Linked DNA regions of Homo sapiens: region 2 is linked to region 1. A link is an interaction called in ENCODE POLR2A ChIA-PET data of the cell type or tissue named here. Cell type or tissue: PC-9. All regions are shown on one strand. Links, peaks and the distances in the headings refer to the core of each region. The heading gives the core; the rest is flanking DNA. Region 1 has its middle 5.7 kb from the start of NT5DC4. Region 2 overlaps LOC124907871 (a long non-coding RNA gene).

Evidence for each region. ChIA-PET counts read pairs that join two places held together with the same protein. Peaks named below come from ENCODE experiments on the same cell type or tissue, not always from the same donor. Only the 100,000 strongest peaks of a DNase experiment are listed, where the experiment ranks them.
Region 2: POLR2A ChIA-PET joins it to region 1 with 5 read pairs; 4 of 35 experiments call an interaction of 5 or more read pairs at or near these places.

What each region holds. Positions count from the first base shown.
Region 1 is chr2:112,712,659-112,718,040 of GRCh38, reverse strand. No RefSeq gene overlaps it. Among named protein-coding and RNA genes, the nearest start is that of NT5DC4, 5.7 kb to the left of the region's middle. In PC-9, for the core only: no CTCF peak of the experiment used is centred there; a DNase peak (open chromatin) is centred at 2,610.
Region 2 is chr2:112,817,007-112,822,388 of GRCh38, reverse strand. It overlaps LOC124907871 (a long non-coding RNA gene), which reads left to right. Exons shown (of 2, transcript XR_007087195.1): 2 at 2,949-5,320. Among named protein-coding and RNA genes, the nearest start is that of IL1B, 17 kb to the left of the region's middle. RefSeq lists an enhancer at 4,023-4,317. In PC-9, for the core only: no CTCF peak of the experiment used is centred there; no DNase peak of the experiment used is centred there.

The DNA of each region.
Region 1 (5,382 bases), core at 66-5,065:
AATGATCAAACTGAGGCACAGAAGGGTTAAGCAACTCTCCCACACTTACCAGGCTGATAAATGGCAGAGTGGGACTGAGCCCAGGCAGCTGGGTGCCAGCATCCGTATTCTTAATCGGTAGGCAAAACCGCCTCTGCCCATGGCCCATCACAAAAGTCCCTTGACTTTTCAATGTCGTTAAAGACAAAGAAAGGTGGAGGAAATGTTCCAGATTACAGGAGGCTAAAGAGCCACGGTGAATGAACGCAATATTCAAGCCTACGCAGAATCCTGTACTGCAGGCACATATAGTGCCAAGGACATGATGGGGTCAACAAATAAGATTGCAGTGTGGGTGGTGGGTTAGATGAAAGTTCTGTCTCAATGTAAACCTGTGAACTTGATGACTATATTGTGGTAATGTAAGAAAATATCCCTATTCCTGGGAAATACTCACTAAAGAATTTAGGATAAAGCTCATGATAAGTGTAAATTACCTTCAAGTGGTTCAGGAAAAATAATTGTGTGTATACACATACATACAGACAGATGGACACATACATGCATACATACACACATATACATACATACACATACATACATACATACCCATGTGTGTTCATATAGAGCAGGGGACAAACAACAAAGCAAACAGAGTACAATGTTAGCAACAGGTACATCTTGGTAAAGCCTGTAAGGACAGTCTGTGTACTATTTTTTACCTTTAAACTTTTCATAAACTTGAAGTTACTTCCAAATTTCAAAATTTCTTAAAAAGAAGGTCTATGTTGCAACCTACTCATCTGACAAAGGGCTAATATCCAGAATCTACAATGAACTCAAATAAATTTACAAGAAAAAAACAAACAACCCCATCAAAAAGTGGGCGAAGGATATGAACAGACACTTCTCAAAAGAAGACATTTATGCAGCCAAAAAACACATGAAAAAATGCTCATCATCACTGGCCATCAGAGAAATGCAAATCAAAACCGCAATGAGATGCCATCTCACACCAGTTAGAATGGCGATCATTAAAAAGTCAGGTAACAACAGGTGCTGGAGAGGATGTGGAGAAATAGGAACACTTTTACACTGTTGGTGGGACTGTAAACTAGTTCAACCATTGTGGAAGTCGGTGTGGCGATTCCTCAGGGATCTAGAACTAGAAATACCATTTGACCCAGCCATCCCATTACTGGGTATATACCCAAAGGATTATAAATCATGCTGCTATAAAGACACATGCACACATATGTTTATTGTGGCACTATTCACAATAGCAAAGACTTGGAACCAACCCAAATGTCCAACAATTATAGACTGGATTAAGAAAATGTGGCACATATACACCATGGAATACTATGCAGCCATAAAAAGTGATGAGTTCATGTCCTTTGTAGGGACATGGATGAAGCTGGAAACCATCATTCTCAGCAAACTATCACAAGGACAAAAAACCGAACACTGCATGTTCTCACTCATAGGTGGGAACTGAACAATGAGAACACATGGACACAGGAAGGGGAACATCACACACCGGGGCCTGTTGTGGGGTGGGGGGAGGGGGGAGGGATAGCATTAGGAGATATACCTAATGTAAATGATGAGTTAATGGGTACAGCACACCAACATGGCACATGTATACATATGTAACAAACCTGCACGTTGTGCACATGTACCCTAAAACTTAAAGTATAATAATAAAAAATAAAATTTAAAAAAAAGATGCAAAAAAAAAACATAAAAAAATGCTGACTTGCCTTTTTAACATGTTGGGATTGTCCTTGATTGTGAGTTTGGTGCTTGACCTTCATCTGTGCAAATTATATGGCTTAAATTAGATCACTGTTTTTGTAGAGTTGATTTTTGTCTACTTCTGCTGAAATCTTTGATTTCTTTCTGAACTTATAACAACTTCAGCCATCCTTGATGTCCTGGCTTAATGAGTTACAGTTAAAACACTAACACTTTGATGCTAGTTTAAGACTCAGTTTTCCTGTTATAGTGTTATTTAAAAAAAAAAATCTAACTGCAGGGCAATCTGCATGCCCCTGTGTAGCCAAATATCATTACTACTAACTCTGTAATCAGCTCATGAGTTTTGCTTTGTTCTGTCTACAGTCTAGCTGTTCTACCTTGGAGGAGTCTCTCAGAGTACCTAATGCCCTCCACACCAGAAATTAAAGGTTTATTTTTACTTTTCAAATAAATAGTGATTATGTATATAGTACATGATATTAAAGAATGTACAACAAAATGTTTATTTCCAGTGATTGGATTATGGATGATTTTTATATATTTGTCTTTCACATTTTATTTTCTAATCTTTTTGTATTAAGCACAAATTACTTTTATAAAAATATATCACTTTTGGAGTAAAGTTAAAAAATGTGTAAAGCTAAAAAAAAAAAAAAAAAAAAAAGAAGGTCTATGTTCCAAGACCCCTTTTCCAGCCTCCTTATTGCTATCCTGGAGTTCTTCCCCTCTTCCTCCCACCTTCTTCTGAGCCCCCAGTTTGGCAGCTCTCCTTTATTACAGGGAGGTGGAAACAGGACCAACCCAGCCAGCATTCCTCTTGATTCTTCTACCTAGACTGTATCCATTTAAAAAGTGTTGCCGGGCACGGTGACTCACGTCTATAATCCCCAGTGAGTCAGGAGGCCAAGGCAGGAGAATCACTAGAGGCCAGAATCTCAAGACCAGCCTGGGCAACATAATAAGACCTATCTCTTTAAAAATTTCAAAAAATTAGCCATGGTGGCACACATCTGCAGTCTCAGCTACTCAGGAGGCTGAGTGGGGAGGATCTCTTGTGCCTAGGAGGTGGAGGCTGCAGTGAGCCATGGTCTCACCACTGCACTCCAGTCAGGGCAACAGAGCGAGACCCATTCTCTTGAAAAAAAAAAGTGTCAAGGCCAAGCAGGCTCTGTTCACTACTGCCTGCACTCAAAGAGGTCACCAGAACCGGGGTGCATGGTGGGGCAGGGACCAAGTGCAGGGCGTGGCTGTCTCCCCTCACCTTCTGTAAGAGGCAAAATTCCAGATCCCCACAGTGCATCCACCACAGCTTTAGCAGTGCAGAACCTGTGGCCTGGGGATGGGGCAACTTCCATTCTCCTGAGCTTGGAGAAACCATCTTGAGGTGACCAGAAACCTCCTTCCAGACAGGGCCTTCCTTGCACAGGTGCAGCTGGTACAGAGGGATTGAGCGGGGGACCTAACCAGTACACCAGGGAGTCTTTTTAACAGAGGAGAGTCTTGGATGAGGTATTAAAGAAAATGCAGGATTTTTATTAGTTAGTCTAGAAGAGAAAGGAATTTCACATAGCCAGCAAGGAGCCCAGTGCTGGGAGGCAGAAAGAAAACGAACCACACGGGACAGCAAAGGATGGGACCTGCCCTGAGGGCAATGGCCGTTGAACCATGCTATGGTCCCCAGGTGTCTGCTCCCCTCTGATGTGGCCACACTGCTAAAAGGCATGTTCTAGGCTGGCTGGGGAGGGACTCCGACCAGTCTGTGACCAAAGGGTGGTCTCTACTGGCTGGGGTCAGAGAATGAGTCAGGGACATGGGGCACCATTGTCCAGATTCAATTCTACCTTACCCAGGGCAAATGCTGGCCACTTTTTGGGGCTCAGGGTCATGGAGGGAGAGATTTGGGGTAAGAGATTAGGAAATTTCCAAAAACCTGTCTCTCCTTCCATCAAAACAATGGACATTGCTAAGAGTTTGTGGTGCGTGTGTAAGTCCATCTGTGAGTGGGGGATGTGTGAGTGTGGATATATGTGCACACGTGAGCAGGTGCACACATGTGCATGAGTGTGGCTGTCAGCTTGTATGATGGCCTGCATGCATGTGTGAGCGTGGGTGGGTGGGTGGGTAACGGGGTGCGCCTGTGTGACCTGGGTGGGCATGCTGGGACCAGGGCCGGGCAGAGGGCATGCCAGACACTGACCCCAAGCTTGGGCTGGAGCCCTTGGAGCCTGCAGTTTCAGGGAAAGGTGGAAGAGAGGTGGGGACAAGAATGTCATTACACAGCCCAGAGAAGGCAGGGGAGACCAGGAGCCAAGAGTTCCCCCAAAGTGCCATCAGTGCAAGGCTCTTGGGACTCCTCTTTAACCCCTGAGGGGGCGAAGCCTTATTTACTCCTAAATTGGAACAGCAAGGGGTCCCTCATCTCAGCAGCTGTGCAGTCCTGACAGGTCGTGTCTCCCCAGGGAAGCATCTGAGGATCGCGGAGGTGGAGGGCACCGGAGTCTCAGGAGACAGCTGTGTCCTCTCCTGGAGGAACATGTCAGGGAGGGTGCTGGAGGCCTCTAGTCCAGCAGCAGAGGGCAGGGATTTGCAGGAGAGCACCGAAGCAAGATCTGGGGCAGAAGGAAGGGCATCCAAGGCCACGGCAAACCTGCTCAGCTCCCACTGAGGTTCAGCCAGGGGAGGCCGAGAGCCAAAGCTGGGGCACCTCTCCCACAGAGAGCCACGGGCCCCCTCCCTGCAACCTTCAGAGTCGGAAGGGACGAGTATCTACACAGCAGGATGTGGAAGGGATGAGGAGGGGCCAGGGCAGAGTTCAGAGGCAAGGGGAAGCTGGTGGGAGTCTGAGATCTGCGCATTCCAGGCAGCTCCTATTCATAAACCATCCTAGTCAGACAACATGCATTGATTACGCATCTGCCTCCGCCACGCCCACGCTGGAAGCTGGGTTCAAAACTATGAGTAAGATGTGTCACTTGTCCTTTAGTGAGTTCACAGTACAGGAGGAGACAGAAAACACATGTTACTAGGAAACAGTGAAAAGATGAGCCCATGTCCTTGAGCACCCAGGGGGATCAGGGAGTGCTTTCCGGAGAAGGAAGTCTTGAAGGATAAGCCACCAGGCAAGGGCAGGTGGAGCCGCACTCATGCAAGGGTGTCCACGAATGGTGCTGAGCGACAGACTGGCCAGTGGGCAGGAATCGCAAGCAGACAGGCCTGGCCGGAGGGGGGCACACGTGACTGGGAAGGCAGCAGAAGGGCATGAGGGGTGAGCTGGGGCATGCTGCAGTGGCTCTCCAGGGACTTTATCTTGTAGGTGACAGACCATATGTGGAAAGTGGCAAGAGGGAGAGTGACCTAATCCCCTGTGCAAGAAGGGTCGATCTCCCTGGCCGCATTACAGTCACGGGGCTTTGGGCGTAAAATATAGAAGCAGGACATCAACAGGAGAGTTGTATTTCACCAAAAACCTGGCCTTTGTAGGGGTCCGGGGTGAAGACAGTTCCAGGAGAAGGTGATGCCCACTCTCTTTTGAAAGCTGAACAGGAGCCCCCTGGGCAGACCCACAAGAAGAATTCTTAGCAGAACAACAGTGAGTGTGAAAGGGAGAAGGGGTGTGACCCGCCCACAACCAGTCCCCAGGGA
Region 2 (5,382 bases), core at 289-5,288, 100 kb before region 1:
ATAAAAGTGAGTGCAGAGACGGGGCAGGGGGACAGAGAAATGCAGGGGTAGCTGGAGGGAGCCACAGAATCAAAAGAGGGTTTTTGTGTTTAAGATGGTAGTTGTCACATAGCACATTAGTAAGTTCATGTGAATCACAACGTAGGTGAGACAGATCACTAATGCAGGAGTCAAATCCTTGCAGAGCCCCCAGAGGAGGTGATGAAGGGAAGTGATGGACATCATTCAGATGCAAGTAGGTTAGCAATTCCTGGGGTACAAATAGGAGGTGACTCCTTTCTGATTGCTCCTGTTTTCTGAATGAGATAGCACATAAAGTCCACTCAGCCATGTTAGCTGTTGAAGTCCTTGTGGCTGTCATGCCTGTACAGACTGGGCTCTCCTCTCCAGCATTTCCTCTCAGACTAAGCTGAGCTGCACTAGCCGCTGCCACATCCTCTTGGGGCCATCCTCTGCCACACTCCACATATTGCTGTGGTTTGCTTGCAACCCCTGGAAGGTCCTACTGGCTGCTCCTAGAAGAGTCTGGGCGGCATCTCTCCCTTACTCGTTATCACATGGTGCTGTAAGCAGTGGCCACACACTTTAGCTGGTGGGATGGGCCATCACAGGCAGTAAATGCGAAAGACTGCTCAGATTTTAAAGCACCCATGAATCAGTAGAATGAGTTTAGAATTGTAGTCATCAACACACATTAAAAAAAAAAAAAACAGGCACTAAAAAAATTAGTTGAGTAGGATAAAGCAATAAAAGATATTAACTACAAACCAGATAGGAGGTGCAAAATTGTACCTACATAAATCAGATGGAAAAAGTTGAAAGCAGATAAGATAAAATAGGTAAGCATGACATTTAAAAGGTATTCATGGGACGTGGTTACAAAACCAACTCACAACTAAAAAGTCTTAGGACCTCTCGCTGACTTAGGAGCCTGATCCCAACTCTGAGAATGACTCAGTGTGTTACCCTGTGGCTAGTGTAGACCAATGATCCTGTCTCAGAGTCACTAGCCAACAGCCCATATCAAGTACTTGAAACTTTGACTCAGAAACCTCAGTGTCAGAACCTTTGACCTAGGAACCACCTGTAGTGGTTAACTGCAATTTGCACCCCTTAGTTCAGGGCTTTACAACACCGGGGGCGGGGAGGGGGAAGGCATAGAGCTGATGACCTAAAGGAAACCCATTGCAGCAACGCTTTTGTGTTAAGTTTACAAATAAGTGTTGTTTTAGAATCCTCCAGGTAATGCCTTTGTTATTTAATGTGTCTGAGACAATTCTGCACATTAAAGAATATAAAATATTACCTTGTAATTCCAATTTGAAATGTGTAATTGACATTAGACTTCTATTTTAATTTGAAATGTCTAAAACAATGTGGTTAAGTTTGTAAAAGGTGTGTGAATTTTGAGTCTGATTTACTACATTTTTTTTTAATTTTCTTTTTTTTTGGAGTTTTAGGGATTGCTTAGATGGCTAGAAAGATTTTATTCATCAGATTTTTAAGTCTGCCTTGGCAGGCACTTGCAGTGTTTGAAAGAATCAGATATATCAAATTTGTAGTTTAAAATATTTAAGGGAACTCAATTAACTATGCTAGAAAAGAGAGTTAAGTATTTAGGAGGATTTAATATGGTGTTAAAGTTGTGAAAATCAAAATGGAGACACTAATGTTAAGAAAACCCTGATAAATGGAGCCAGGGAAGGCCATGAAGAAAGAGTTCTCACACTTGTATCCCTGATCATGAAAAAGACTCTGCAAAAAACAAAACCTTGCACAAAGGCCATTGCAACCTTACACAAAAAATACTACTTTAAAAGGACATGTGCCCAGCAACTGCCTGTCCAACCTCAGACTGGCAATATCTTTGTTATTGATCTTAGTAGCCCAGCATAACTATTTCAAAACAGTGATGTAATGCTCATTTTTTTTCTTTTGAAAACTTTTGTCTTCCTGTAAAAACCTTTGTCTTCTTTACTTACCCTGAATATGCACAGAGTTTACTATGAAGTGCATATTCCTGTTGCAATGCTCTATTCCCAAACAAACATCATTTTCTTTTAGAGAGCCTCTCTCTGTTTGTGATTTAGGTTGGTGATGTAAAGCAATGGCATAACTGAACACTGATTCAAAGAAAAGTGGCTTTTCTCTTTGTTGTATTAAAAAGAGGCCTTATAAATAGGATAGTAAGATTTGTAAGTTGAACTTAAAGCATGAAGAAAATTTAGGGGCCAGGCAGGGTGGCTCACACCTGTAATCCCAGCACTTTGGGAGGCCAAGACAGGAGGATTGCTTGAGCCCAGGAGTTCAAGACCAGTCTGGTCAACACAGACCTCATCTTTACTAAAAATAAAAAAATTAGGCCAGGTGCAGTGGCTCATGCCTGTAATCCCAGCACTTTGGGAGGCCAAGGCGGGAGGATCACTTGAGGTCAGGAGTTCGTGACCAGCCTGGTCAACACGATGAAACCCCATCTCTACTAAAAATACAAAAAAATTAGCTGGGTGTGGTGGCGGACACCTGCAATCCCAGCTACTCGGGAGGCTTCAGGCAGGGGAATCACTTGAACCTGGGAGGCGGAGATTGCAGTGAGCTGAGATAGTCCCACTGCACTCCAGCCTGGGCGACTCAGCAAGACTCTGCCTCAAAAAAAAAAAAAAAAATTAGTCAGGTGTGGTAGCACACAGCTGTGGTCCCAGCTACTCGGGAGGCTGAGGTGGGAGGATCATCTGAGCCCAGGAGGTCAAGGCTGCGGTGAGAGCTGAGATTGTACTACTGCATTCCAGCAGGGGCTACAAAGTGAGACCCTGTCTCAAAAAAAGAAAAAGAAAAAGAAAATTATGTTTTTAAATTTATAATTATAATAAATTTAATTACATAAATTTAAGCTCAAGTAATTGTAAATATTCTTTCTGTGCACATAAGTTATTCTTGTATTGACCCCACAGGAGCTGGCCATTCTTCAAGTCAGAAGGCCTGAGAGAGGAGCTGCCCAGGTGGTCTTCATGGGGCTGTGCGGCCAGTCATCCCCCACAGGTTGACAATCCTTGCGTACTTCATCCTTGTTGGATCCTCTGTATCCCTGACGATGAGCAACTGTGAGGCCCGTTTCAGCACTGAGTTCCAGTCAGGAAAACATCCACCCACCCACCACACGCTCACACTTACACACACATTCACACATGCACACACGTTCTGGCTCCGAAAAAGAAAAAAAAAAAGCAATTTAAAATAATTCTGATCCTTTGCTTATTTCCACAAACTCCATGAAAATTGTACATTGTCCAAGCAACATTTCTTAATATTCTCTTTTTCTCTCATATCCATTTTCCTTACTGCTGTCTCCACCTTTCTCTTCCAAACTCCCTGTTAAAATCCCTGCCCCAGCGAACTTTTATTCAATTTTGTGGAATGGAGGCTGCTCTGATTTAAATTAAAAAAAAAAAAAATCCCTACTCCATGTCCCAGATCCCTAGTTGTTTTTTGTTTTTTGTTTTCCTGAGACAGGGTCTTGTGTCTTCCATGCTGGAGTGCAGTGGCATGATCATGGCTCACTGCAGCCTCAACCTCCTGGGCTCAAGTAATTCTCTTGCCTCAGCCTCCCCAGTAGCTGGGAGTTCAGGTATGTGCTACCATGCCTAGCTAATTTTTTTCTTTTATTTTGTAGAGACACGGTCTTGCCAGGTTGCCCAGGCTGGTCTAGAACCCCTGGGCTTAAGTGATCCTCCTGCCTCGGCTTCCCAAAGTGCTGGGATTACAAGTGTGAGGCACTGCACCCAGGCTGGATCCCTGCATTTTTACAGATTTAGCATCACAAAAGTCTAAACAATTAGACTGACTAAGGCAGAACTGCCCTTATGACAGCAGACATAAGAAGGAAAAGGCCAAAACACTGTGTTAAAAATTATCCAAATGTGAGGAAAAGGCAAAGAGAGTAGGTGTGCCTTTTTAGTGTCTAAGCTGCCTGCCCAAGGGGCATCTGATGCTCTCAGGCAGGAGTCCACAAATTTTTTTTTGTAAAAGATCAGATAGTAAATCTTTTCAGCGTGAAGAGCATGAGGTCTCTGTCACAAATACTCAACCACCATTACAACATGAAAGCAGCCAACAGACAACACATGACAAATGAGTGTGGCTGTGTTCCAGTAAATCTTGATTACAAAAACAGGCAAGAGGCCAGAGCTGACCCATGGGCCATAGTTTGCTGACCCCTTCTGTAAAGGAAAGTATTTTTGTTTGACTTGCTGTTTACCATTGATTGAACACAAGGCTCTGTAGAGTTACTTGTTAACTTGCAGAAGATTGATGAGTGGCAAGTAATTTTTATTCACCAGAATATAAAATTATTTCTGTTCAGTAGAAAAGATAAACCCAACTGTTATATTATTGTCCTGTTTTGTATGTAACTTTGCTTCATTTTTTAACAAATTAATATTATTGCCCTAATTTGTATATAACTATGCTTCTTTTAAAAATATATATTTTTTAATAAATTTGAGACAGGGTCTCACTAGGTTGCCCAGGCTGGTCTTGAACTCCTGGCCTCAAGTGACTCTCCCACCTTAGCCTACTGCATAGCTGGGATTACAGGCACAAACCACTGCATGCAGCTAACTTTGCTTCTCATTCCAGCACTTTTTATTCCACTGATTATATGTATATGTATATCTGCATCATCTCTCTCTCTCTCTCTCTCTCTCTCTCTATATATATATATATGGAAATATCTCTCTCTCTCTATATATATATATGGAAATATATATCTCAGTCTCTCCTATCCTCCTTTAATCAGTTTTGCTATCCTGTCAATTCCCCCAACGAGTGTGATGTTGTGAAATATATATTTGTTCTTCATCTCCTGTTTCCTGACATACAGCTTTTAAAAACCCTTGGAATCTCTGGAATAATAAGAGTGTCTTTTGCATGCTAATAGATGACTGCTGGCTGGCAGCCCCAATGCAGTAGCTTCATGATGGGGTTTGTCACAGGAAAGACCAAGGCAGGATTGGAGACTTGAGACTGTTAGCCCCACTCCCCAACCACTGGAGGGAGTGGAGGGGCTGAAGGTTGTGTCAGTCACCAATGGCCAATGGTTCGGTCAATCATGTGTACGTAATAAAGCCACTCTTAAAAACCCAAAAAGGACAGGGTTTGGAAGGGCTCCCAGATAGCTGGACACATGAAGGTTCCTGGAGGGTGGTGCCCCAGAGGGGCATGGAAGCTCCACACCCCTTCTCACATGCTTTGCTCTGCGCATCTCTTCATCTGGTGTTCATCTGTATCCTTTGTAATATCTTTTAGAATAAACTGGTAAACTTAAGTGTTTTCCTGAGTTCTGTGAGCTGCTCTAGCAAATTCACGGAACCCGAGGGAAGCAAACCC